Regions from separate parts of the Mus musculus genome. Here all the other regions are linked to region 1. Evidence: chromatin loops called from intact Hi-C (ENCODE). Cell type or tissue: left cerebral cortex. All regions are shown on one strand.

Evidence for each region. Hi-C counts contacts between places; a loop is a spot of excess contacts. Peaks named below come from ENCODE experiments on the same cell type or tissue, not always from the same donor. Only the 100,000 strongest peaks of a DNase experiment are listed, where the experiment ranks them.
Region 2: a loop joins it to region 1, with 4 times the contacts of the local background. A loop is called at or near these places in 3 of 42 quality-filtered maps.
Region 3: a loop joins it to region 1, with 11 times the contacts of the local background. A loop is called at or near these places in 2 of 42 quality-filtered maps.
Region 4: a loop joins it to region 1, with 11 times the contacts of the local background. A loop is called at or near these places in 2 of 42 quality-filtered maps.
Region 5: a loop joins it to region 1, with 9 times the contacts of the local background. A loop is called at or near these places in 3 of 42 quality-filtered maps.

Annotation. Positions count from the first base shown.
Region 1 is chr16:25,311,185-25,316,184 of GRCm38, reverse strand. The region is part of intron 1 of Tprg (transformation related protein 63 regulated); the gene reads right to left. Among named protein-coding and RNA genes, the nearest start is that of Tprg, 27 kb to the right of the region's middle. In left cerebral cortex, no CTCF peak of the experiment used is centred here; DNase peaks (open chromatin) are centred at 837, 1,349 and 1,972.
Region 2 is chr16:25,261,348-25,266,347 of GRCm38, reverse strand. No RefSeq gene overlaps it. Among named protein-coding and RNA genes, the nearest start is that of Tprg, 23 kb to the left of the region's middle. In left cerebral cortex, a CTCF peak has its summit at 2,377 (motif pointing right); DNase peaks (open chromatin) are centred at 983 and 2,398.
Region 3 is chr16:25,582,520-25,587,519 of GRCm38, reverse strand. No RefSeq gene overlaps it. Among named protein-coding and RNA genes, the nearest start is that of Trp63, 99 kb to the left of the region's middle. In left cerebral cortex, no CTCF peak of the experiment used is centred here; DNase peaks (open chromatin) are centred at 1,388 and 2,103; H3K27ac peaks cover 700 bases.
Region 4 is chr16:25,037,697-25,042,696 of GRCm38, reverse strand. No RefSeq gene overlaps it. Among named protein-coding and RNA genes, the nearest start is that of A230028O05Rik, 19 kb to the left of the region's middle. In left cerebral cortex, no CTCF peak of the experiment used is centred here; DNase peaks (open chromatin) are centred at 534 and 2,588.
Region 5 is chr16:25,252,704-25,257,703 of GRCm38, reverse strand. No RefSeq gene overlaps it. Among named protein-coding and RNA genes, the nearest start is that of Tprg, 32 kb to the left of the region's middle. In left cerebral cortex, no CTCF peak of the experiment used is centred here; DNase peaks (open chromatin) are centred at 1,875 and 2,269.

The DNA.
Region 1 (5,000 bases):
AAATGTATGTCAAATACAGTGCAGCTCTTAAAATATGAATATGTACTTTACCATAGAAAGATGTCCAAAATATATTTTTATTTTTATGGAAAAAGAAAGTTATCACACATGAGTTGTATTGCTCAGTTGTCTTAAAATCACTCATAGAGAAAGAAAGGAAGTTTTACATATGTATTTTCCTATGTGTATACGTATGCAAATGTCCACTATTTGAAACTGAAAAAATGAAATAAAATGTTAAAAGTAGTTAGATTTTCATGATGATGTTGTGGTTCCCTCTCTCAATTCAGTTTCTGTGTCCCTGGGTGCTAACAAAGTAGTCATTTAGCATTTAAATAAAAACAACAACTCAATTTCTATTTGTGAAATGTCTTATTTTGTTTTGTTTTGCTTTGTTTATAAGGACAAAATAGAAGGCACATGCAGCCCTGTAAAAAGTCTGCCTGATCGATCTAGTGATCTCTTTTCTAACAGAGTAAGAAAGCCACATGGGGACATTGCCTGTGCCTAGGAACTCTGTTCAATCATCCAATCATCCCTACAGGAGGCCAGTTACTAATGTGTCCTGGAAGCAGGCTTCATGCCTAAGTTCACCATTAAGAGTGATATCTTAGTCTCAGAGCTGCCTCTATGTTCTTAATCAACTAAAAGGCAGCTTTAATTCCATTTCCTCAGCTCCTCTGAAATGCCAGAAAGTGGGGTGGGGGAAGCCTAGTTTGCCAGCATATTTTCACCCTTTAAAATTGAGACAAACCAGAACATTCAAGAGAGGTAAAAATAGCATGATCACACAGTGTTGTAGAGAGCCCTTTCCTCCTCATTGAAATATTGTCTGTGGGAGGAAGGAGAGAAGCTCACACAGCCAGGGCCGAGGAAGCTCAGAAAGTTACAGGAGTCACAAGGCTCCTAGCCAAGGTTTCATAAGAAGGAACAACACTGTGGGAGGGGACCGGACCCTTCAGCCAGCCAAACAGCTTACAAGTTCTGCAGAGAGCTCTGGGGAGGCACTTTCCTGCTAGGGTGGGCTTTGATGATGCAGCTGCCTTTGAGTCAACTATGCTCTTGTTAAGTAAAACCTCGCCTGTGTTACTATAGGCAATCATCCCAAAAGACTTCACTAAGTCAGTAGACTTGCACGCAATCGTTTATCTGGTCAGCTGTCCATGCCGTGTTGGAAGTAAATAAACTTTGTATACATCTCTCCACCTAAAGTAATACATGTGCATTGCCTAAATCCAAGCACTTTGGCATAAGATGATGCTATTAGCAGTTGTGTCAGGATGGTGGGAGTAAACAGAACCATCTCTGGCAACCGTGGATGTCACTTTGAGGGAGTTGAATTCAGTAGAAAATACAGTTGGTTAAACTTGTGGATTGCCTTATGCAGCTCCCATTCCAGTTTTCCTTAGCTGATCCTCTCAACCCTGGTAGCCACAGTCTTGTTTACTCTAGACAGATCCCTCTGAGGATACAGAGTAGGGAAGTACCACCTAAGACATACTTGGCAGTACTTATGGACATGCTCTTGAGTCCAGGTTGCCTACCATAGGCCTTCCTTGACTATTCACAGGCATTTTAAAGGCAGGTAGGTACAAAAAGGCTGAAATTGGGCTTAGAGAATAAAAGGGATGGAGAAGCAGGAGAAGGAGGGAGAGAGGGAAAAAGGGAGGGAGGGAAAGAGGAGAGAGGAAGGGAGAGAAGAAGGCAGGGAAGGAGAAAAGGAGCGAGGGAGGGAGAGAAACAGAGAGACAGAAAAAGACAGAGACAGAAAGACAGAAAAAAGAGACAGAGAGAGGCAAGAGACAGACGTGCACTTTGGCTTTGCTAGCAGTTCTGTACTCTATGCACGCGGGTTGGCACCTCCTTTACAGTGGGTGTTGGAAGGAAACGCATTTCCAAAGTTCTCATGAAGGAAGGTTTGTGTCACTGGGAAGGGAAGCCTGCTTCTGTATTTGTGCACTCTGTGAACACACTAACAACAGACATCTGCTCAAGGCTCCTGTGCCTGGAAAACAGAGGGAGGATTTAATTAGCACCACTTCCTCTCCCCCAGGCTGTCTTCTCTGGAAACACTTGGGGAAGGCAGCACTCTGAGCTCTCGAACTGTCTGAGATCCAGGAACTGAGGAAACTCTCAGCTCCATTTGCATTCTTAAAGCCTTAAACCTTGGAAGTTCAGCCAGCCTTGGTTGGAACTGAAATGCTCAGTAACCATCAGGGGGATATCTCCAAGGTCAAGGAATAAAATTCTTCAACAGCCTCCCTACTCAAGGTAGAGGAGGGTAGGCTTCTATCTAAGCATCCCATGTGGTGCCTCAACCCTGACAACTACCAAGTCAATAGAAACAGTCCTCTCCTCACTGCTTAGAAGCACTGTATACACTGAAATAGTAAGGACAGAGAAATCAACACCACTACCAAATCCTGCCTAAATCCTGCCCATTGCTTCTGCAATGCAAATTCTGCATGGCAATGAACTTATAGAGAGCCACTTAGAACTGGAAAGGATCGTCATTTTCTGATGTGTCCCAATAGACTTATCTCAACCTATACTATTCGAGTAGATGCAGCCCAATGTTATAGAGAGGTAAATATTCTCAGCTTAGAAAAAATCATGATGTGGTAGCCACTGTTGGCTACATCTCATTCTGGGAATTTGTGCAATGAAGATCTCACCTAAGAAAGAAAGGTTTACAATATTGCTTGCTTATTCTGGGTGGAACTACTTAAACACTGAAGAGGTCAGCTCAGGAACTTTGGAAAATTCCACCAGACCCCTTCCCTCCTGGAAGAGAAAGGTCATACAGCACATAGGCACCAGTCCCCTCTGGAAGGGAGAGGCTAATTACATTCCTCAGACCACAGAGGGAACCGACCTGCAGATGAGGGAAGCCCAGAGCACATAGACACATTCCTCAGGAAAAACTGTTAGCCACCTGCAGATAAGGGAACACTTTGCTACCTCATTCCCTAAGAACCAATAAGTTTAAAAGTCACACTGTTCTGTCAATCACATTGTGCCTAGTTGCTGATGTTCTATTCTGCCCCTAGAAACTGTATAAAAACTCACTGAATGGGCCGCCGCCGGGGTCACTTCCTCTCCTTGGGGTGCATGATAACCCCATTGGGATGGAAAATAAATTTCTCTTGCTTTTGCATTGATCCCTGGCCCCACATTGTTTATTTGGGGGTCCCTGGTAAGTTAAGGCTTGTCAGAGTGGCTTGTCAGAGTATTACAACACCTAGTAGTCAAAGACATCTACCTAGAGACATGAAAAATAAAATCTCAAAAGGTAGAGCAGCAGCATGAGGACAGAGAACAGGGGCTCTTGAAAAAATTCAGATGAAAACTGTAAAGCAGCCATTGGCCTTTGCAAAGAGATGATTCAGATTCATTGAAGGAGTGAGATTAGAAGAGATTTCTAAAGATTAAGTAATTTTACTGCCATATATGTAACTAAAAAACACAGATAGAAATAAATGCCAAGCAGTTTCCAAAGAATATGCTACTTTTCTTTTGGTTAGGTAATAAAAGTTCTGAATCTCTCAGTTGTTAGAAAAAAAATCAGAGCTAATTTTCACATATATATATGTGGTGTGTGTATATACATAAATATGTATGTATATGATATGCAGAGAAGTTACTTCTAGATCTTTGTCTAAGTATAACTGTCTCTATACAAAACTTCAATTATTCCTCTCTGGCTTTTTCTAGTATTTCAGGATCATGTAGGGTATAAAGTATAAGTAGAGGATTATCATCTGCTCCAAGTCTTTCATTTTGTAAACACTGGCACAGAACTGCTGAAATGAAGGACACATCCAAGGTCACGCAGCTTCTGGGATCAGAACAGGAAGCCATGGCTCTCCTTTTCCACAGCCCCATCTTCCACAGCCCCATCTTCCACAGCCCCATCTTCCACAGCCTCATCTTCAACTGCCTCATCTTCTACAGCCCCATCTTCCACAGCCCCATCTTCAACTGCCTCATTTTTCTCAGCCTATCTTCCACATCCCTCATTTTCCACAGCCCATCTTCCATGGCCCTGGTCTTCCACAGCCTCATCTTCAAGTCTCTAGTTTTCTGTCTTTTCCTATTCTATAATAAGTGAAATTTAGCCAAAGTCCAGAATTTCCCTGTCATGCATAGGGCTAGGGTTCCACAACCAAAGCAGAACAAATCAAGAGGATACAGAGAAGGAGTCCTTTAAAAGGCTTTGGCAAAATGAATGCCCTGATAAAATGGAGGCCCTCTGGCAGCCATAGGATTGGAGACATAGCTCTGTGAAGCAGGACTCATCAGCACTTTCTCCAGAGTAAGTCATTACTGTATCCTAAAGCCTTTCTTACTCCCCCAAATCAGGGTCCAGAGAGCTTTTAGGATTCTGTAGCATGTTTTGCATTCTTTTCTCTCTCTCTCTCTCTCTCTCTCTCTCTCTCTCTCTCTCTCTATATATATATATATATATATATATATATATATATATATGCTAAAAACAATGTTTTGAATTTTTTGTCATATCAGAAAATAAGTAAAATATGTAATATACCCAAAACCTGCTATACTTAAGAGAAAAAATTTTAAAAATCAAAATATTTCAGGTTATAGGCTCATATTTTTAAAATTTAACTATTTTTTATTTTCATGCACATGTGTATAGGATCCCACCAATGCCAAAAGATGGCATCAGACCTGCTAGAACTAGAGTTATAGCTGTTTATGGGTACTGGGGATCACACCAGGGTCTTCAAGTGCAATTAACCACTGAGCCATATCTTTAGCCTCAACTCATAACTTTTATTGGCAATATTATTACAATAGCAAGGACCTCAAAAGCAAGAGGGTCTTGTGCCCACTGATATTATATGTTTCTCTGGCTCAAATCTACACCCCACCATTCACATTTCCAAAACTGTTCTGCTCATTTTTTTTCCAATCTTAATCTTTACAGTCAGAAACATGCTCCCCTGAGTGTTTTCCCCTTCCTCTACCCCAGAAAC
Region 2 (5,000 bases), 50 kb after region 1:
CTTTGCTTTTTTGGGGGTTTGCTTGTTCATTTTTGTTTTGGGTTTGTGGCTTTGTGAGTATTTTGTTTTGTTCTTTTAAAAACAAACAGGAAAGGGAATGGGAAAGGAATACTTGAGATCAAATCAATTAAAAAGAAATTCAAGGCACTGTCAGAAATGGATATTTCTAGAAAATCAAGTCAAGCCTTACTTACTCTTCAAGATGGAATGAGTGAGGTCTTAAGTCCCAGCACTTCCCTGGGACAGGCAAGGGTATCTAGAGATGACGTAGCATTCTCCATCTCTCTATTCCCATCTTCATCTGTCCTTAGTGAGCTTCAGAGAGAGGTGAGCAACTGCAGCAAGAGGGGAGGAGCCCCGATTCCCACTTGAAATGATTCCAGGAAGGAAAAAAAAATGTGTAACCACCTGACTTTGAAGCATCTTTATAGATCCCAAATGTCATCCATGTTCAAATGGATCCTTATAAGTGACAATCCATTGATTAGACAATTGGTCATGCACTGTGGCTGAGGACATGGGGGAGCACCATGGTTCTCTTGCTCTAGAGTTTGCTGAGGGGAAGCGAGCATGAAATGAAGAGTTCTGCCACTGACTGAAGTGAGTAAGAGTCTCCTGTTCCACTGCCTTGCCTCTAGTCATCAAAAGCAAGCGGCTGTGGTACATTTCCATTTCCTTTAATGAAGGCTAGAACAGCCCAAAAGCATTAGCTATAGAGTGTGATATTCACTTGCTTAATGTTTATTGAACTTGGCAGCAGCCATATAAAAGAAGTCGGGTCTAGGAGCTCTCAGGGAAATAACAATGAGCCTAAGGAAGATTCATTGTGGAAGTAGTTATCCGGCCACAGGGAACACACTGAGCACTGTGGGAAAAGTCACTGAGTGAGTTAGCATCTTTGCGTGAAGGCTTCCAAGGAAAGGTGGGGGCCGGGTGGGAAGGCATGGCAGATAGTGGCCAGATGGTGAGAAGGAGGCAGTTCCGGACACAGCCTTGAAACAGCGAAGTTATGTGGGAGAGTGAGAGCAAACTGACCCTGCCGTGCAGATAGAGTGGGCAAAGCGTGAGTAAAGACAAGGAACAAGAGGGCGAATCACAGGAAATACTGCTTGGTGGGTGGGAATCTGCGGTTGGCACCAGAAATGGCATTGGGGAATGGAATCGTCTTTGCCCATCAGGAGGCCACTCACGCTTGGTCAATTATTGGTCTGAAATTTCTCACCGAAGGCAATGCCATGCAGCCAGCCGCACTCTGTCACAAATCGGGGTCCTGCAGCCATATAGCGGAAAGTTCTTGAGTACAAAGTGAAGTTTGAGTATAAAGTGTGGTTCGTAGACCGAATGCCGCTGTGAGATGTGAGGTGATGCTTCTCATAACTGCATCAGGCAATCTGTGGGTTGGGGATGACAAGTAGGTTGGAGACACCTAATGTGGGTTGATACATGGGGTGGCAGACAAAAGATGCTTAGTAGAGACTAGAGAGATGGCTAATACCAACCTTTCTCTCACAAAATAAAACTAGAAGCTAGGGATGAGGGATCTAGGTCCTGTTTGGAAACTGACCAATAAAATTGGGATGACCATGAAACTAAATGTTTAGAACAGGTCTAGAACAGGGGACTACTATCTCAGACCTGATTTATAAGTAGCCTACTGTAGGCTGGACAGTACAGTGGGCTCTAAAACCACAAAGGTGTTGATCATATTAGGTTAGAACCTCTCCTGCAGCAGGGGTTATTAAATGTGGCTCTATTGAGCCATTTGGCCTGTCAAAAAGTGTTGGCATGCACCAATCATGTGGGACATGGTGTTGAAATGACTTTTGACCTACAAACTCTGTCTTCAGTCATAACCATGATGTTTCTATGTATTTCAAATAATGACTTCCACTGATGAATACTTGGAAAGCTTATGTGCAGACAATGGAGGTCTGCCTTTTATCAGCAAACTCTGACCCCATTATATTCTGGCTTAATGCTCTAGAGCAGACCTGTCTCCTTGGTTAGGCATTTCAAGGATCCTGGGGTCTGATCCTACCTTTGTCTCAGTTCGTTCCTGTCCCTTCTTTCCCATATCCCTTATCAACAAGTCGGGTGCTAACCTAGCAAAGGGGTGTGCTCTGTATGTAGAACAAGCCTCCTCCTTTTTGTCAAAGTGACAAAGTGACAAAGGATGCTTCAAGACTCAACTCAAAGGTATTCTTCCCCATGCTACGTCTTGATAACACCTTGCACATTTTACTTTAAATGCTAGCATGCCAATTAAGTCTACTGGACTGATTGTTCCTCAAGGCCAGAAACCATGTTTATTCATTGTTGCTTTTCTATATAGCGGACCCTTTTCTAAGTGAAGAGGCTAACTCAAGCTGCAGTGCAAACTATGACCACCAGATGGCAGTAGGTGGACATTTTGTCTCTCTCCCAGCATGAGGGAGAAGAAGGGTTTGTAACAAGTGCCTTTCATCTCTGCCCTTGCAGACAAACGTGTCTCTGAAGACAGAAAGAAACCTTTGACTGGCTAGTCGGATTCCCACACCCCCGAATAAGAATAACAGGTGGCCATTGTATTCTCCCTTTCCTGACAACTCTGTCCCTTAGGCTCAACTGTATTCCATGATGCAGGAACATAGATATTTCAGTTTGATCTTCACAAGGACAAGGTGACCGTCTTCTCAGGAACTGGGAGGAATGGTCACCAACACCCACTGATGGTCAGCGTCTGTTGAGGTCCCAGAGCTTCCTGCCCACATCCATCTGTCAGACCCGAGCAACTGACAAATGTCAGACAAATATCCAGTGCTGACATTTTTTTCTAAACGTTGTTATTGTATTTTTGCTTGACATGTAATAGGTATACATATTTTTAGGCACAATAGGCGTTAGATATAAGAATATTTTGAAAAATATAAATAAATAAAAATTAAAAATAAAAAAGAACATTTTGTGTAATAATCAGTATGGTATTTTATCATATCTAAATTACCTCAGCCATTTATAATCTTTTATTGTGAGAACACTTAAATTCTTCTCTTGTGGAAGGTGTTTGGAAATACACAGAGCAATACTCACCATAGTTATACAGTTGTGCTTATAGTGACAGACAGACCGTCTTCCTTTTACCCAGTTAGGCATAGGCCAGACTCTCCCTTCCTTCGCCTCCTCTCTGCACTGTCTGATTACCACTTTCCCAGTCTACACGTATGACATCAGCTTGTTTTGATTTCTCAAACGGGTGAGGTCATCCCTGTGGTATTTGTCTTTCTGGGCCTGTCTTGTTTCCCTTAGCTATGCCCTCCAGACTCATTCACAATACTGCAAAGTTAAGAAGTCAACAAGTCTTAATGACCAAATAATATTCTTCTGGGTATAGATAGACAGAAGTCATAAACGTTCCACTGATGGACCCTACCATTGATAACAATCCCAGGCTTTCGTGAAAATCACCAGCAATTCCCTGCGCATGTGTAATACTGTGAAGCTAGTGTCTTCCCTGAGGACTTGCCAGCTTAGTTGTTGAGCACAGTGAGACAGCCCTAAGCTTGAACTTTGAAGCAGCCTAGAACCAGAATCCCTGACTTCTTTGTGTTTGCTGGTCTCTGAAGTGCCCCAGAAACCAAGGGACTCTGAAGTGATGCCCAAGCCAACCGAACAGCTCTAGAGGCACGCAAAAGTCCTCTCAGCCCTAAAGTAAAAGGGCCAAGAGTTTCCCTTCCTCGTTCCTCTATCACAGCTAGCTTACACTCTTCTCTACCCTCTACTGCCTATTGGCATGGTAACCGGGATGCAGAAAACGGGGGAAGTGTCTATTACTCTCTCCATAATTCTTGACAGTCCAGCTCCACCAGTTGTTCCCTAAGCCTATTCTCCTGGTTATTTTTTTTGGCAGTTTGACATAGCTGGAGTCATCTGAGAAGAGGAAACCTCAGTTGAGAAAGGGCCTCCAACAGACTGATCTGGAGGCAAGTCTGGGAAGCCTTTTCTTCATTGATGGTTGCTGTGGATGGACCCAGCTCACTCTAGGGAACCTTCCTCTAGGCTTGTGGTCCTGGGTGCATAAGAAAACAGGCTCAATGAGCCAGCAGCCCTTATCTATGGCTTCTGCTTCAGTTTCTGCCTGCAGGTTCCTGTGTTGGGATCCTACCTCGAACCCTTTCAATGGACTGTGACTTGGGATACATAAAGCAAACACGCCCTCCTTCCCCACTCCAAGTCGGCCTTTAAAATTTTCAGCAGCAGAAACCAAACTAAGAAAACTATGGGCTTTAAAAAAACCACTATTAGAGAAAACATCATCTTCAAGTATGAAGCCTAATATTTGAGTAAGATTCCACAAAGCCTAACTTCTCTTAAATAAACGCAACCCTTTTAGTTCTAAGAGACTCTAGGTGTCTTCCTTGAAATTAAGTCTCTGAAAAAGTACCCTTCCCCCAAAAAATACACTGTTTCATACATCATAGAATGGGTATGATGCATATGTCAAATAGACCAGGGATCAAAATCTGGCCCAGTCATATCCTGACTCCCTTCCTGTGGTAGGGTTACATTGCCTCTGCCAATCGAAGCTTCCTTATCTATAAAAGCAGCTTAGATGATAAGATAGGCAAGTGTTGAGGAGAGTTCCAGTGTGCCACACACAAAATAAGTGCTAGCAATTATCATTAACATTCAAATCTGCAGAAGTAGAAGCGAGAAGACACAGCTCCCGAGAAGTAAATCTTGATGTTATATTTAGCCAATGCAGAGAAATGTAAAGATCCCAAATCTCTCCATAAATCATACTAGAACCCATTCTTTGGGGGAGATCCACATAGAGGCCTTTCTTCACTAAGACTTACTCAGATAGTAAGCTGTGACAAGCTAAGAACAGGTAAAGAAGATACAACATTTACAGCATGGTCTCTGCCCTCAGTTAGCTCACTGGATATGAACATCTACCCACAATACTTAGTATTCAGTGGGTGAATGTACCAGCCTGGTACACACAGATTCAGAAGCCACCC
Region 3 (5,000 bases), 270 kb before region 1:
GCTATGTCATAACTGCACTTTTGCTTCTGTTATGAATCATAATGTAAATATCTGATATGCAGGACATCTAGTATGTGAGTCCTGTTTAAGCCTTCCTCCCCAAGAGGGTCATATGAGACCCAGGATGAGAATCACTGACTTAGTAACACTTTTCAAAGAGTGCTTCTTGGGCCAGCAGCAGCAACTTTTAAGGAAAGACAAGGACAAAAAAATGGAACAGAGACTGAAGGAAAGTCCATCCAGAGACCGCCCCATCTAGAGATCCATCCCATCTGCAGACACCACACTCTCACACTATTGCTGATGCCAAGAAGTGCTGGCTGACAGGAGCCTGATATGGCCATTCCCCCAAGAGGGTCTATCAGCACCTGACCAATACAGATGCAGATATTCACAGCCAACCTGTGAACCAATTAACTGGAACACCCAGAGCTCCCAGTCACTAAACCACCAACCAAAAGGTATACATGGAGGGAGCCAGGACTCTAGATACATATGTAGCACAGGACATCCTTATCTGACATTAATGGGAGGGGAGGGACACTTGATGCCCCACTGTAGGGGGATGCTAGAAGGATGAGGCAGGAGTGGGTGAATAGGTGGAGGAGCACCCTTGCAGAGGCAAAGGGGATGGGGAAGAGCAGAGATGGGATGGCAGGGTTGGTGGAGGGGTAACTAGGAAGGAGGATATCACTTGAAATGTAAACAAATATATGAATAAAAAGAAATGAATAAATTAATAAAAAGAACACAAGAGAAGTACAAATTGGCAGGCTATATTGACAAAAACCCCTGTTGAGGGCAGGGCCTGAAACGAGTTTCTTGAAGCCTTTCTGCTGGTTTTGATGCAAGGTAAAATCTGCAAACCTCTGGTCAGGAGGTGCTTGTCCACTGGGTTTCTGAGACTCTTATGGCACTCTAATGATGAATTCTGTCTTTTCAGATCAATTTAAAGTGATGTTCGGCTAAGGGGCTGATATTAATCAAATTTAATGCTCTGTGGACAAAGTAGTTGCTGATCTTCCCGATTTTACTGCCAAAGGAGTTGAGGTAACGGCTTAAAGAAATGATAGGAATTGAGAAATGCAATGCTATGTTAGAATCACATCCTAAACTTGTTCTTTCTTTCTGGGGTCACGTTTTGAAACACACACACACAGTGTTGGGGGAGTAGGGAGGGAAAACAGGAGAGAACAGAATTATGGGTTATTTCTCATCCTTCTTGAAGACTCTGTAGCTAGTTGTGCTCTGCAACCCTAACAAAATGTGAGTCACCATGTTCTACTTACACAGAATATTTTAATCACGTACCAAGTAAAACAACTCAAAGATGTTACAGTTCTTCAAAAAGCATGATTAAAACCTGGAAGGCTGTCAAGGTGCGGATCTTGCTGTGTGGTGCCTGAAGTCAAGGCTTCTGCTGGTCCCTCTCTTGTCTGAATATAGCTGTAGATTACACCACTCTCTCTAGATTTAGTGAAAGTGTGAAAATTTAAAATGTACAAATTCTCAGGTTTCTTATGTAGCTGTGACGAAGCTGGGTTACTTCTCCAGGGTTGCTCTATCTCTGGAAAATGAGAGGGAGATGCTAGCAACTCTGCACTGGTTTAAAGGCAACAAGAGGGCAACAATTGTCTGAGAAAGGAACTGGAAACATCTCCTTGCTCATCTTTTAAGATGCAGTAGCTTTATCTTTGGGCATAGTGTCTGCTTTCAACCCTGTGAGTCGTGGCCATCTTTCTATTGCTTCATATCAGACCCCAGCACATAGCTATCCAGTGACGGTATCCATCATTTAGTGCTTAAGTGCATCTGTGTATCCTAAGGACATAAAGAGTCTGACATGGAGTGAGTGCAGGGTAGGAAGACTATTGGCAAATTGGTGAAAGGATGGGTTGAATGGATGAATACTGATCCACCATACCTTTTATGTCAGCTCAAAATAACAATAAAGCTCTAGTTTGCCCTCACACATTGATTTTTGACAAAGCAATTTTCCCAGGCAGAAAAACTTAAGTTAGATGACCTCGTGGAGCTTTGCCATCTCTCTAACTTCTTGGTTCAACAAGTAATTGAAGGGAATCAATCTCGTGCTGTCTGACAGTTTTGACAGCTGCTGTTCTCGGGATGTCAATGCATGTGCTGTCATTCTGCTTAACAATTTAGAACTGAACAGAGACATATGCACTGCTAGTCACATTCCTCTGGTCTTGCGCCTGCCTCCAGCTCCCCTCTTCTGCCGTGGTTTATCTGCCACCACTCAAGTCAGTGGCATGTGTTTTTAGTGCCTGAACATTGCTTTGGTGCCTTTGTCCGGAGCTGGAGGCAAGATCAGAGCCCATGTTCCCTGAGAATCGCGACACTGCTTTCACAATGGAGTCTCCAGCCTCCTTGCAAACTAAAAGGGCTCCATAAATTTGAGTCTCTTCACATAATAAATGAATCTTTTCTGTGTGTTTAGCCAAGGGAAGGGGATATGAAAGTGAATAAGAGTAATAATAAAAAGCGAGCGAACAGCATGGGTATAATTAAAGTGAATAGCTCACACACAAAAAAAAATAAATCTCTGAACGTTGACTTCCTCCGGGACACACCCCATTACACCCAGACCTCGCCTCAGAAAGGTATGCACAGCTTGACATGCTAATGCAAAGCAAACACCCGCACTCGTGCTCCCAGGGACATGAAGAAGACTGGGTTTGCTTTCTGCAGATCACGGGGCTCAAAGCAACTGGATTTCAAAAATCTCAGTGCTCAGTATGAAACTATATAATCATGTATATTTCCTCAAATCCGTGGGTGGCTTGGGTTTAACGACCAACACGGGAATCTTCCCTGTACCATCAGAGCACATTTTCATCTGTGCCCAAATGAATAGCCAGAAGCTTAGTAGGACTATTTGGGCCCAAGCTATGCTCTGTAGGATTTCCCCCAGAAGCGTTCCTTGCAAAGTATGAGCTCTGAGGGAGCTTGGCTGCTCCAGTCTGGGTGGGGCAGTTCAAATCTGCACGTGCTCCCCTGCAGCTGGGTTAAACACAAGAGCCTGCAGGCGAGAATCTACTTTTCTTTCTCAAGAACATTGAGTCCAAGTCACTCCTGGAATGAAGATTGAGAACTCTTTCCTTATTGCTTTGATTAGCAGAGTTTGGGAACATAGTCTCTGGGTTATTTATAAGCAAGAACAGTGCATGTGGCTCCTTTCTTCAAGAAGGGCTATTTACACAGAAGCTTCTCGTAAGATAGTAGCTGCCCTTTAGGAAAATAAGATTCACCATAAGTTGATTATGGATATGATATGTACAGTTTTTAAATCTTGGTGACTTCACATTCCACTACTTCAATTTCTATATTTTGTTTGTTTGTTTGCTTGGTTTTGTTTTTTTCAATGAAGCATGTATGTTTAAAAGTAGCCAGCTGGACTCAGTTTAGATGATCCAAATTTTGTTGTCAACGTACAAAGCATCATAATCAGGAGTCAGCTGAAATACAGCCCCCCTCTTTCCATCAGACATGAACAGATTGAGTTGACCATATCAATGTCATTGAATTTCTTCAAACCCTGTCTGATCTGGTGTTTGTTGGGTTTGGCATCCATACTAGACACAAATATGTCATCTTCTATCTGCTTCTTGGCTGACTTGGAGGTCACTGGGAACTTGAATGATGGTACAATGGGCAAACTTGTTTCTCTTGGGAGAATGCTTGTAGAGGAATGCTTCTGGAGTGGCAGTGTCTTGGGCAACGAGAAAGTAAGTATGTAATGTGTGGATCTTCTGTGGGTCGAGGGGGGGGTGGGTTTGAATGCCCTTCTAGAGCTGTTTTCTTGGGTTTCAATGACCTTCACTTGGCTTTGGTACAGAGGCTTCCTTCTTTGCTTTGGGAGAAGTTTCCTGTCAGTGCCATCAGGCTTTTCTAGAGAAGCAGGGGTGGGGTTTTTATATTTGCATAGTGAAATATGACTACTGAGTTGTATTTAGGTATAGAACCTTTCCCAGCTTGAAGTGCTATGAACCCAGAAAACACTGGACGACCAAAGCCACCCAGAGCCAGTGATTTTTAGGTTCTTGTCTTGCACATCCAAAGAATAAGATTCACAGACAACAGAATATTAGTTTTGGAGCGACTTTTATTATAGATTCATAGGTGAAAGCTTAAAGAGAGATAAAAAGGGCATTTGAGGTAAACCTGCGGTCAGTCATACGGCAATAAATTGTCATATGATGGGAAGACGGGCTCCAGAAAAAGAGAAAGGAAGTCCAGAGTGCCAGAAAAAGTGTAAGTGGGCACTGGCCAGGATCTAACAGAAAGAGACAGAAGAGAAACACAAGGGAATTATACTCTTCTGACTCAGGACTCAGAGAGGCAGGTATGTCTAAGGGAACCACAGGACAGCTCCTAGGGTCTATGCTAGGGGTTGCGATTTCTAGGAAGGAAAAGTGCATTAGCTCATTAAAGGGAAAGTTAGTCTTTCTATCTCTTTTGCATGGCTTAAGGTGAATCTGCCTTTCTAAGAGATGGTCTCTTGACCAGGTGATTGACATTCCTGTCCTGATTAACTCTATGGGAGCTAAGGATGCCATGTGCTCATCCAGAGGGACATTTCATCATTTTGGCTAGGAGGTACTGTGACAATTGCTTTACAGCATTTCTTATCCTGGGAAAAAGAATACATAGGAGTGAAGTATGGTTTAAGTATGAATTTTCTCTCCCCCCCCCAGCATTTAATACTATCAGTCTGTTGACCCACCCACCCCCTATCTGCTACCTTCATGTGGATAAATGTCTTTCACACAGAGATTCTACAGTCTACTATTCTTGGTATACCAGTTGAGAATTGGCTGGCAAACTCAAAAGGAAATGCATAGATCTGAAGTCACTAAGAGTTCAAGCCATTCTTTTTCAACTGTTTCTAAAGAGATTTTTTTTCTTCTGTCTCTTATGTCATATTTAATATTTACAGTGTTAACCATATTTATCATGGAATTCTGAAAATACGTTAA
Region 4 (5,000 bases), 270 kb after region 1:
AGAAGAAGAAGAGGAAGAGGAGGGAGAGGAGGAGGAAGAAGAAAAAGAGAGGAAGAAGGAGAAGGAGGAAGAGGAGGAGGGAGGGGAGGAGGAAGAGGAGGAGGAAGAGGAAAGCCAGGGGTCTCTAGGTGCACCAACTGGCCCCCTAGTTCCCTGTGTGACTTTAAGTGAGACTCACCACCTTCCTGAGCATCAATCATCCCATGTCTTACATGTTGGTGTTGGATCACAGCAGAGCTATGCAGCTGTGTTCCATGAAGCCAAGAGATCCAGGCAGGGAACACACAGGCTCCATCCTGGCAGATGCTCGGGGAAAGAACAAAGAAGCAGAACTTGATCCTTGATCCTCTGTAGCTTGGAGCAGTTCTGTTGTTAAGTTTAGTATGTTGGGTTTCCCTATAAGATTTTATTTGAAAGTCACAATAAGAGAGGAAATCAAAAAGAAAGGGAGCCAAGGAGAGCGTGAGGCTGGATGGTCTCCAGCCTGTTGCAGGCTGGCTGCTGTTTTCTGACTCACCCCAGTGTTCTGCCCACACTTTCAAGAACCACTTCCCTTCCTCTCTGCCACCATCTCAGGGAAGAATCCATAGCGTACGTAAGCCCAGAAAAAAGCCACTGCTTAGATCTCATTTCCCAGCTCTGAAGAGTGCTGGCTCACAGAGAAGAAAATTGGGGGATTTTGTGGGCTGAGTGGGAGGAGACCTGAGGCCCAGGGCTGTAAATCAGGCTTGGAGGTTTGGATTCCCAGCAGCCTGACCTTCAGACACCCTTCCCTCCTCCGGATACCTTCATGCTCACACTCAGGCACAGGGAAGCATGCCCAGCTTCACACTGCCCCTGGAAGCAGGGCCCACTTGGAAGAGCTGTTTTGATTTTTCAGGAAAAATTGCTCATAGCCAAACTTCCCTCCCCAAGACCAACACAGGCAGGGATTTCCTACGTGCTTGAACAAGGAATATTCTGGAAGTCTGTTGGCCACCGTCTGGCCAAAAAAAAAAAAAAAAAAAAAAAAAAAATTAAAACACAACAATAATAATACAAAAAACCCCACATAGCTAACATACCCACCTGAGGTAGAGTATCATATATAATTTTATTTTTGTTCCCTAAATAAGCCCTTCTGCTGCCAGTCTCAGTACATCTCAGATAGGCCTACTTGCCCATTGCCGACTCCACATGGCATGTCTCTCAGTTCCCCAATCCACAAATCCAGGAATTTCACAAGCTTGGGAAGTTGGCACACCAGAGAAACTGATTTCTTTTGCCCTTGCACAATTCCCCTGTCGATAGAGTGCGTCTTTCTGACAGGAAAGAGTTGGCTGAAACTACTAAACCTGTGTGGGGTGCTGGTGTGGGAGTCAAGGGTGCAAGTCCCTGGTCTTCCCTCTCTGTGGTCACCAGCGAGTCGCTTCCTCCTTCTAGGCCTGCTTAAAGACAAGGCTCCTCCATTCAGGTAGTTTGTATGCATAGCTTTCCTTGACCAAGTCTCAGCTGAAGGCAATGTGGAATACCTCGGCGGAAAATGATTCCGGAGATCGCTAAAACATCTGTTGTCGAAATCAGTCTTGCTTCCGGCAGCAGAACAATCCCTCATCCCCCGAAATCCCAGTGTGTCGAAGGTGAGGCTTGTAAGGACCAACTCAGAAGGTGAAAGCTCTGGTAGCGGTTACACCGCAGGTCTTGGAGCAGAGGCCGGTAAGTGCAGGTCTAGAGGGGCTCCTAAGAGAGCTTTTACCTAAATTAGGATTTAAAAGCCATGAACTTCTTGGACAAGGAAGAAAAGGAACACAGAAGAAGAAATATGGAAGGCAGGGAATTGGGGAATTTTCAGAAAGAGTCCCCCCAATGACTACAAAATGTGGGCTGAGAGAAGGGGCACAAAGTGGTGTTCCCTAGGAACATGTATGTTCGTCTAGACTATCGATTCTCAACCGTCCTAATCCTGTGACTCTTTAATACAGTCCTCCCTTATGGGTGGTGATCCCCAATCATGAAGTTATTTTTGTTGCTACTTCATAACTGTAATTGTACTACTGTTATGAATCGTAATGTAAATATGTGTATTTTCTTATGGTCTTAGGCTACCCCTATTTAGGTACCATTCGACCTCCAAAAGGATCACGACTCTTAGGTTGAAACATGTTGGGCTTTAGGGCTTACATTTTTTCCTCTCAAAAACAATGAGGAGGAACTACTCCAAGGGACCACGTTCGTATTTTAGAAATCTTATTCTGGCTGTCTTGTACGACCTGATTTTGAGAAGGAAGATAAAATAAAAGAGAAGGCAGGGAGATCCTTCAGGGAGCAAGGAGCAAGAGGTGACAGCACCCTGTGCATAATGGCAATGAAGAAGAGGAAATGAAAAGTGTGTAGTAAGGGCTGTTACTGAATGAGCGCTCCCATCTCTAACTTTCTAGGACTCCGCAGCTAAAGAAATCTGAGCAGGCATCTCACCTCCCATTTTTGCCCGCCCCTCCTCCCACCTCCCACATTCTGTGAAGTCTGGCTGGCCCCTCCCACTCCTCCCCCATCTCAGGCAGGAGGCTTAGATAATAGGTGTGGCATCGGGCCCAGGCATTCCCACCGTCTTCTCCACCATCACATTCTGCTGCTTGAGCAGTTGGCCGCCTCCATGAGTGTTAATTGGAGAGACATCTGAAGTGACCAGACTGGTTATGCAGCCGCCATGATAGACACACTCCATCTGCTTCAACCAGGCGCTTCTCAGCGCACAGGGAGGCCGGCCTGATTCCTCTTGCCCAGGGCTTGTTAGGAGTTACACTCAAAGTTAGCTTCCTCGGCTTTGAAGTGGAAACTGCTTCAAAAAACATCAAGTACAGACATCCTTCAGTTTGGTGAGGAGGAAATTAAGGCCCAGTCTTGCCATAGGTTAGATGCAGAGCTCACAGCCAGGTTTCCATCTGTCCTTCAACACACTGGGTGTGACACTTGCTACGGCCCTTCTAGATCATGAGTTGACCAACTTAGTTTCCTACTATCACTATCCCTTCCCCACTCAGTGACAAGGGCTTGACCTTCACATGTCATTTTCCTTAGCAACTGTTAATTTCTTCAGCATTTTAAATGAAACTTATTTTATCATTTAACAGAGGGGATGTTAAAAGTCATCTACTCTAATGGTTCTGGCATGCTTTAAAACTTATTTGGTTAGTCTTGCTTTTAGCAGCAGAGGCTTTATCAACTCATCAAATAGAGGCTGGGAAAGGCCTGGAAAGGGGAGTGTTTGGGTGGCTATAATACTGAGTAACATATTTAAATATTATATAATACTGTATACTATATATATATGCCATATATATATACCATATATATATATATACATGGAATACTGAGTGACAGTCTGACTAGAGTAAGCTCTTTTAACTTCAAATGCATAACTTGCCCCAACTGTTCCCACAATTCCTGCTGCCACCCATCCCTGTCTCTGCCATTGGTAGGGGCAGCCAATATCAAAAAGTGAATAGATAACCCTTCTTGTTTCAAGCCCTAAAATCCTCCAGTAGAATCTTTCAATATGACCTAATCTTGGTATATAGCACTTTCTAGTTACTAGTATATAAATATGACATTCCCTGCAAAGAAATCTGTATATGCCCATTTTACAGAGAAAAGAGAAACTGTCCCTCCGGCAGTATGCAATGGAGCTGAGATCCACATCTCCATACCCATTGCCTATCCCAAGATTAATTGGCCAGTGAGTGCTGCTGTACCTGTTCATTCCGGAAAAAGAACTACAGGTTCAGGCCAGCTTTTGAACTATTTTCTAATCATGAATAACAGAGAACCCCTGTTGCTAAGCTGCAGCATTTACAAATAACCCTGGATCTCTGTTGATTGTACTTCATCAACAAGGGAGATGGAAGCCATTAAGGAGGTCCACCTGGGACTTGTAATTAAGTCGGAGCAAAAGTACTTTGAGGAACTAACAACAAAAGAAGGAAGTCGTTGTCCTTCTGAAAGTCAGAATCTACTTCCTTAGAGTCTGAGAAGGTCTGTTTGTTTAGACCATCCAAGTCAAAAGCACAGAGCTGGGCGGTGGTGGTGTACACACCTTTAATCCCAGCACTTGGGAGGCAGAGGGAGGCAGAGCTCTGAGTTCGAGGCCAACCTTGTCTACAGGACAACCAGGACTGCTACGCTCTCCGGTCGAGTCAACTGGACAAGCCAAAAGGCTTAAAAGTCACTCATGAGGCAAAAGAGTTTCAAGGAAGCTCTCCTCCTGGAGTCTAGCGTTCCCTACCCATACAGTAATTTTTTCATTCCCGCGTTCCATTCCCGCGTTAGTCTAGTGTATAGATCCACGTGCTCTCTTTCAATATTTTCCTATTATAAGTGCTTTTTAAAATTGAATTCTGACATGGCTTAAGCCTTCCACCAGTGTTGCAACAGTCCAAGGGCATCCTTGACCAAGATCAAGGGTTTAGAATTCAGCAAGATTGTAAAAGCTAAGTCACTCCCTTACATAGGAATTTACCATCACTTAAAAAGAAGGAAGTTTCAGACCAAAGGAGAAACTAGAATAGATACTATAGCAGAGTTACACCCATACACACGTATTTACAATGGCCTAAGGGGAAGGTGGACTATACAAGAGACTAAAATAGGAACTGTGGCAAGGACGCGAAGCCCTTGACCCTGGCTTCTAAGATTAGTGAATTTTAGGTGGAGCCCTTGTTGATCCCAGCTGTTATCAATGTATTCTATCCTGGGTGGTTCCCGTTAGACCTTTTGTGTTTACATTCCTCTGTTTTATGTAAGATTCCAGTTACCTCAATTGTACCTTGCTAATATGTCACCCAACTTCCTTATTGTCCTCTGCATAAAAAGCCTGATGCTCGAGTTGTAAAATTACACTCAGATTCCACACGAACTCTCCTGTGTGTGTGTCTGTCTGTCATTCATCCACGCTTTGCCCACCTGCATCGAGAGACCCCGTTTCACGCAGACACAGGGACCCAGAAGGTCTGCGGCACAGGACT
Region 5 (5,000 bases), 58 kb after region 1:
AGAGGATGTCATGAAAACCACCCCAGATACCATGTCAGAGCTGGGAACAGTGTGGACGAGGAAATGAACTTTAATAGATGGAATCTGATTATTTAGCAATAATTGAAGATGGAGCACTGGGCACAGCACACTTAGAGAAATAGTTTAGGAAAAGAATAAAATTTAGAGACAATTCAGCCTCTTGCTAAATTAGCATATTATTCATTGGTTTGAGATCTCCAGATATATCAATCCCTTAACAGGTTTTGCAAAGTCACTTAAAATCTGGCCAAGGTACTCTCCCCACTTCTGCCCATTCAAGTTAGGGTGAGAGCACTGTCTCAGCTTCCTGGTCTTCACTGCTTTCTATATCAGATCACCTGGTACCTTATTGACTTGAATACATCTGCCAGATTCTCTGTTGTGGAACAACTCGCTGGATATATCGTTGATGGATATATCATTTTTCAATAGATGAACTAACTTAGAACTAGAGCACTTTATCCAGCTTCACCTGGCCTCCAGAACTACTCCTCAAACACTGGGGTATTACGTGTCAGCATTTTGCTGCCTCATAAACCTTTTGGTTTTCTTCTTGGAGAGTCAACAATTATATATATATATATATATATATATATATATATATATATATATATATATATATATATATACACACACACACACACACACTATATGGACAACTATGGGAATTGCTCTTCTATATTTTTCCCTCCACAACACTCCACAGGGACCCCTTGTCATGGGGACTGCCCCACCATTTAAAGTATAAAATGATACATTCAGAACTGCTTTTTGTGACTGTTCCAAGGAGTGGTTCATTTATGTACACAGCATGGTGAACTTGTGTGCACATCGGTCCTCTGCGGCTGTGCTGAAGAAAGCAGGCGAATCTACTCCTTACCCCATAGGACGAGGCTGTATCACAGCATCATGACACCATGCTCAGCCTGGGCTGCAGTGTCAAGTGCAGCCCAGACATCATCAAGTACACGTCAGCCTGCTGTGGGGATCAACATTGTCTCATAAAAGACCACAGGGCAAGCAAGTCCCTGGAAGAGAGCAGCAGATTAAACCTACAGGTCCTGCCAAGTCAAACACAAACGTTTTAGTTATGAGCAGATCACCTTAGAATGGCCAGAGATCCTGGACACCAGAGGGTAGCAAAACAAGAAAGAAAATGTGAGCAAACAGAAAGAGATACTGTGAGAAATACAGAGGCACCTGATCTCAGAGTGGAGATGTCGAGGAAGACTTTGCTCAAATGGTCATCACTTATAGAGGTAAGCACAGTGCTTGAGTCATTAATAGTCCAAAATACTCTCAGCTGTGATGAGAGTCCAGCTTCCCCTCCATTTCATAAGTGATGGAACTCAGGCACAAAAACTTTCAAGTGTCCAAAATCACTAAACTATGAGCGATGAGATGTAAGGTTCAAACATAGGCCTATCTAATCTAGAGCCTATGCTACTAGCCACAAAGACTGCTCAGGCCCCGTCCAACTCTAACTACTCTGAGATTCCTAGAATATTGAAATAGTAAGAAAAGGATTACATAGTAATTAATGGAGCTGAGTTCATCACCTCCCCTTTGTCCTCCAGTGGAATCCCTATGCTTGTGACTACAGCCCATCCAACCAAGTTTCAAGTTTGCGGTGTGTCAGTATGTATGTGTTCATGGATCTGACAGGGCTGGTTCACTTCAAGTAACCAAGTATGTCTTTGGACAGCTCTTGTCAAGATCCATAGAAGCGCCAATTCCAAAAATATGTTCCTTTAGTGGTTTTTTAGGGTTCTCTGCTTTGCACGGATTGACAATGTGGTAACAAGAGACATTCTGGAGACTGGATTTAATGCAACCATATGCTAGACAGAATGAGAACCCATATTGCAGCAGGCCAGCCGGTACATTTCCATGTTAACAGAAGCTTGATTGCAAATTACATTTAGTCTCAACAGCTCAGTTCACTGCACACAGATGCCATGGGGGACTGTAAAGTTAGCGAGATGTGGGGGAGTACGACTAACATTTTTTTTTTTGAAAAAAAAAAAAAATCCTTTAGCTGATAGAATGCCAAAAAGCATCAGCGCTGATGCTCAAAAGAAAATGCTTCTATATTTGTTTTGCCAGAAAAGGAAAAAATAATCATTGTCGCGAGTTGTTAGTCAAATTATGAATACGAGCGTGGCTGGTAATTGTCTGATAATACAAACAGTGATATTAGGGCTGTCAGATGCTGCACACATTGCATGACAGCTAATGCGTACATGCTCTCTGAACGCGGAGGAGCGCCACTGATTCTAACAGTCAGGGAGGCAGAAGGGCAGTGATTAAGGGAAATGTCGCTGGATTCTGGCCTCTTGTCCAGAGCTGGAACTGAGTCAACTTCCTGAAGTGTGGTCAACATCTCTGTGCTGGGGAGAATCTGTGTAATTGTGGAAAGACACAGTGTGGGTTTGAGCTGCAAATTCGTCTCATTTGCTGCGTAGCCCTGAGTAACCTCTATCCTCATAGGTTTTTCCACTTCTAAAACGGGAGTGATAATTTTCTGCCATGTTGTTGTCCTGGGGTTATTGTGAGGGTCTGCTCAGGGCTTTGGTTGTCAGCGTAAGTAAACCACATGGTACTCACTGAAACTGGAAGTTGTCTGGCTGGCTAAGCTTCTATTTGCTATGATTTTAAGAGCAGAGCTGGGATGCTCTCTTGTCCATTTTCTCGTGGCTGGAATCAATTTTTATTTAAATCTAAGTACATCTTTTAATTATAATTAGTCACTATAATTCCCTTTCCAAGCATTTGATCAGAAAGTACCGCTCCTCTAGATGCCTCGCGGACTTGTTGGCTCTGTGCCTCACCTGCTCAGGGGGGCTTCTGATAGCTTCTGAGCAAATCCTGTCGTGTCCTGCCACATGTGTATAATGTCTCCATTCTCTCCATCTCCTGATTCTGCATATTGCAGGCCATGACAGAGATAGTTTGTTAAACAGTGTATGTCTTCCCAGGACGGCTTGTAATTAAGTATGGCCATGACTAGGTTGTAACCAAGAAAGAAGACAAGAGATAAGATAGAAAACCTCTAGACCTCACCTTGAGTACGACATAGAAGGAAAGAGATGGGGGAGCAAAGCCAACAATGAAGGACCCCCAGGCTTCAAGTGACTTCCTGAAGGTTTAGCTCATCCCCCACGAATTGGGCTGAGAAGAGAATGAGGAACAAAAGTCCACTTTCCTAACCTCCAAAGTCAGTTGACTAGCTATTAGAGTAGCTGCCTCACCTTAACATCCAAGTGCCTTCAGGTTCACACAGGGCTCTGATACCAGAAGCAATAGCACACGGTGTGGTAGGCATAAAAGAGGATACCCTTACTCAGGCCAGCATCTCTGCCCATGCCATGCCTGTCCTACCACCTTGTGAGAACCCTACTGACCATTTGTTTGAGTTGAGGCCAAAGCTAGTCCACACCGGGACTAGTCCAGCACAGCCAATCAACAAGGAGTTCTGTTCTCAGCTGAACCTGGATGCTTATGTCAAGCAGTGCTTTGTACAGCTTAAAACACCTTTCTGGGGTCTACTGTCACATGGCTGCTGCTGTTGTTCACCATTTCGGTTTGGGCCTTTCCTTACACCGCCCCCCCCCCACACACACACACAAACATTTGTAAAGCTTCTCAAGATGGCTTTTGCTGTCATTTGCCGGATTTTTGCATACTTCTCAGTCTACTCCATTGACATTTGAATTGGCATTGGGTCATTTGATCAGTGAACTCAGAGGAGATTCTCAGAGTTTTCCACGGTGGCTTCAATGCTGACAGCCATGCAAAGAGAGTCTCTGTTAGGAAAGGGAAGCCTGAGTTTGAGTTCTGGCTCTTTGAATATAATGAAACAATCATTATTAGTCAGTCTGTCTCTGAAATAGGTATAAATGAAGATAGGAAAATCAGTCCTGGAATATTGCTGGCTTAAACCACTTTGTTCAGAATTTCATCTGTGTCCCTACCCCAGTACCTGATATGTGTTAGGCCCTCGTCAAAGATGGCTGAGTTACCGAATACTGTTTTAGAAATCAAATAAGGTAATAAACAAACAAACAAACAAAAACGCTCCATAAATTCTGCAGTAGAGTATTCAGGGAAGTGTTATTATGGCACAGATGGGGAATTCATGGACTGTCCCCAAACTGAAGAGTTACTTGGCTATTTTAAGATGTTGGAAGACACTTTCCCAAGTGTATTTCAAGTGTACATCAGTTGTGTGGTCCAGTGCTGTAATGCAAATGAGGCCTGTAAGAGAGGCAGTGTGCTATCTTATTAGAGGTAAAAGGAAGAAAGGCCTGGAATGTTCCTTAGTAGAAAGGCATAAAGCATAAGAGAGGAATCTTGTACTTGCTTGTTAAAACAAATAAGATTTTTTTTTCCTGCAAAGGAATCTCTCCTTTGGAATGTAGACTTGAAAAGGAATGTTGCTCCAAAGAGTGACTATTGATTTCCTAAGAGGTTCCCTATTTATTTATTTATAGTTTCACCAGGTCTGCAAAATGACTCGAGGCAGAATTTGTCAAAAGTGACCCATCCAATTGACAATGTACTAATCAAATCCTGACCTCAAAGATGGTGGTTTAAGGAAAAGTGGTATGGTATGTGCAAACCTCACTACGCATGACACTCAGAGCTAGTCACTTTCCTGACACAGCTTTCCAATCACCGAAGGACTGAGAACAGTGGCCTCTGGCAAGAAAAAAATCCAACAGACAACAAGAAAGGAGAAGGGAAGGTGTACCCACGTCCTGCTTCACCGTGGCGCTTCTCCCTCTGGTTCCTGCCATTTCCTCATCTAGCTGCTTCTTTGCCTTCACATTCTGACAAGTTCTCTTTCCTAAATGCATTTGTTGTTGTCCATCCCCAAAACACTCAATGGAAAGGATTCGAGCAAGTCTAATAGTCTTCTAGAAACTCCTAGAGGGCCCATCCGTCCCAACAGGACTCAATGCAATGCCTCACACAGA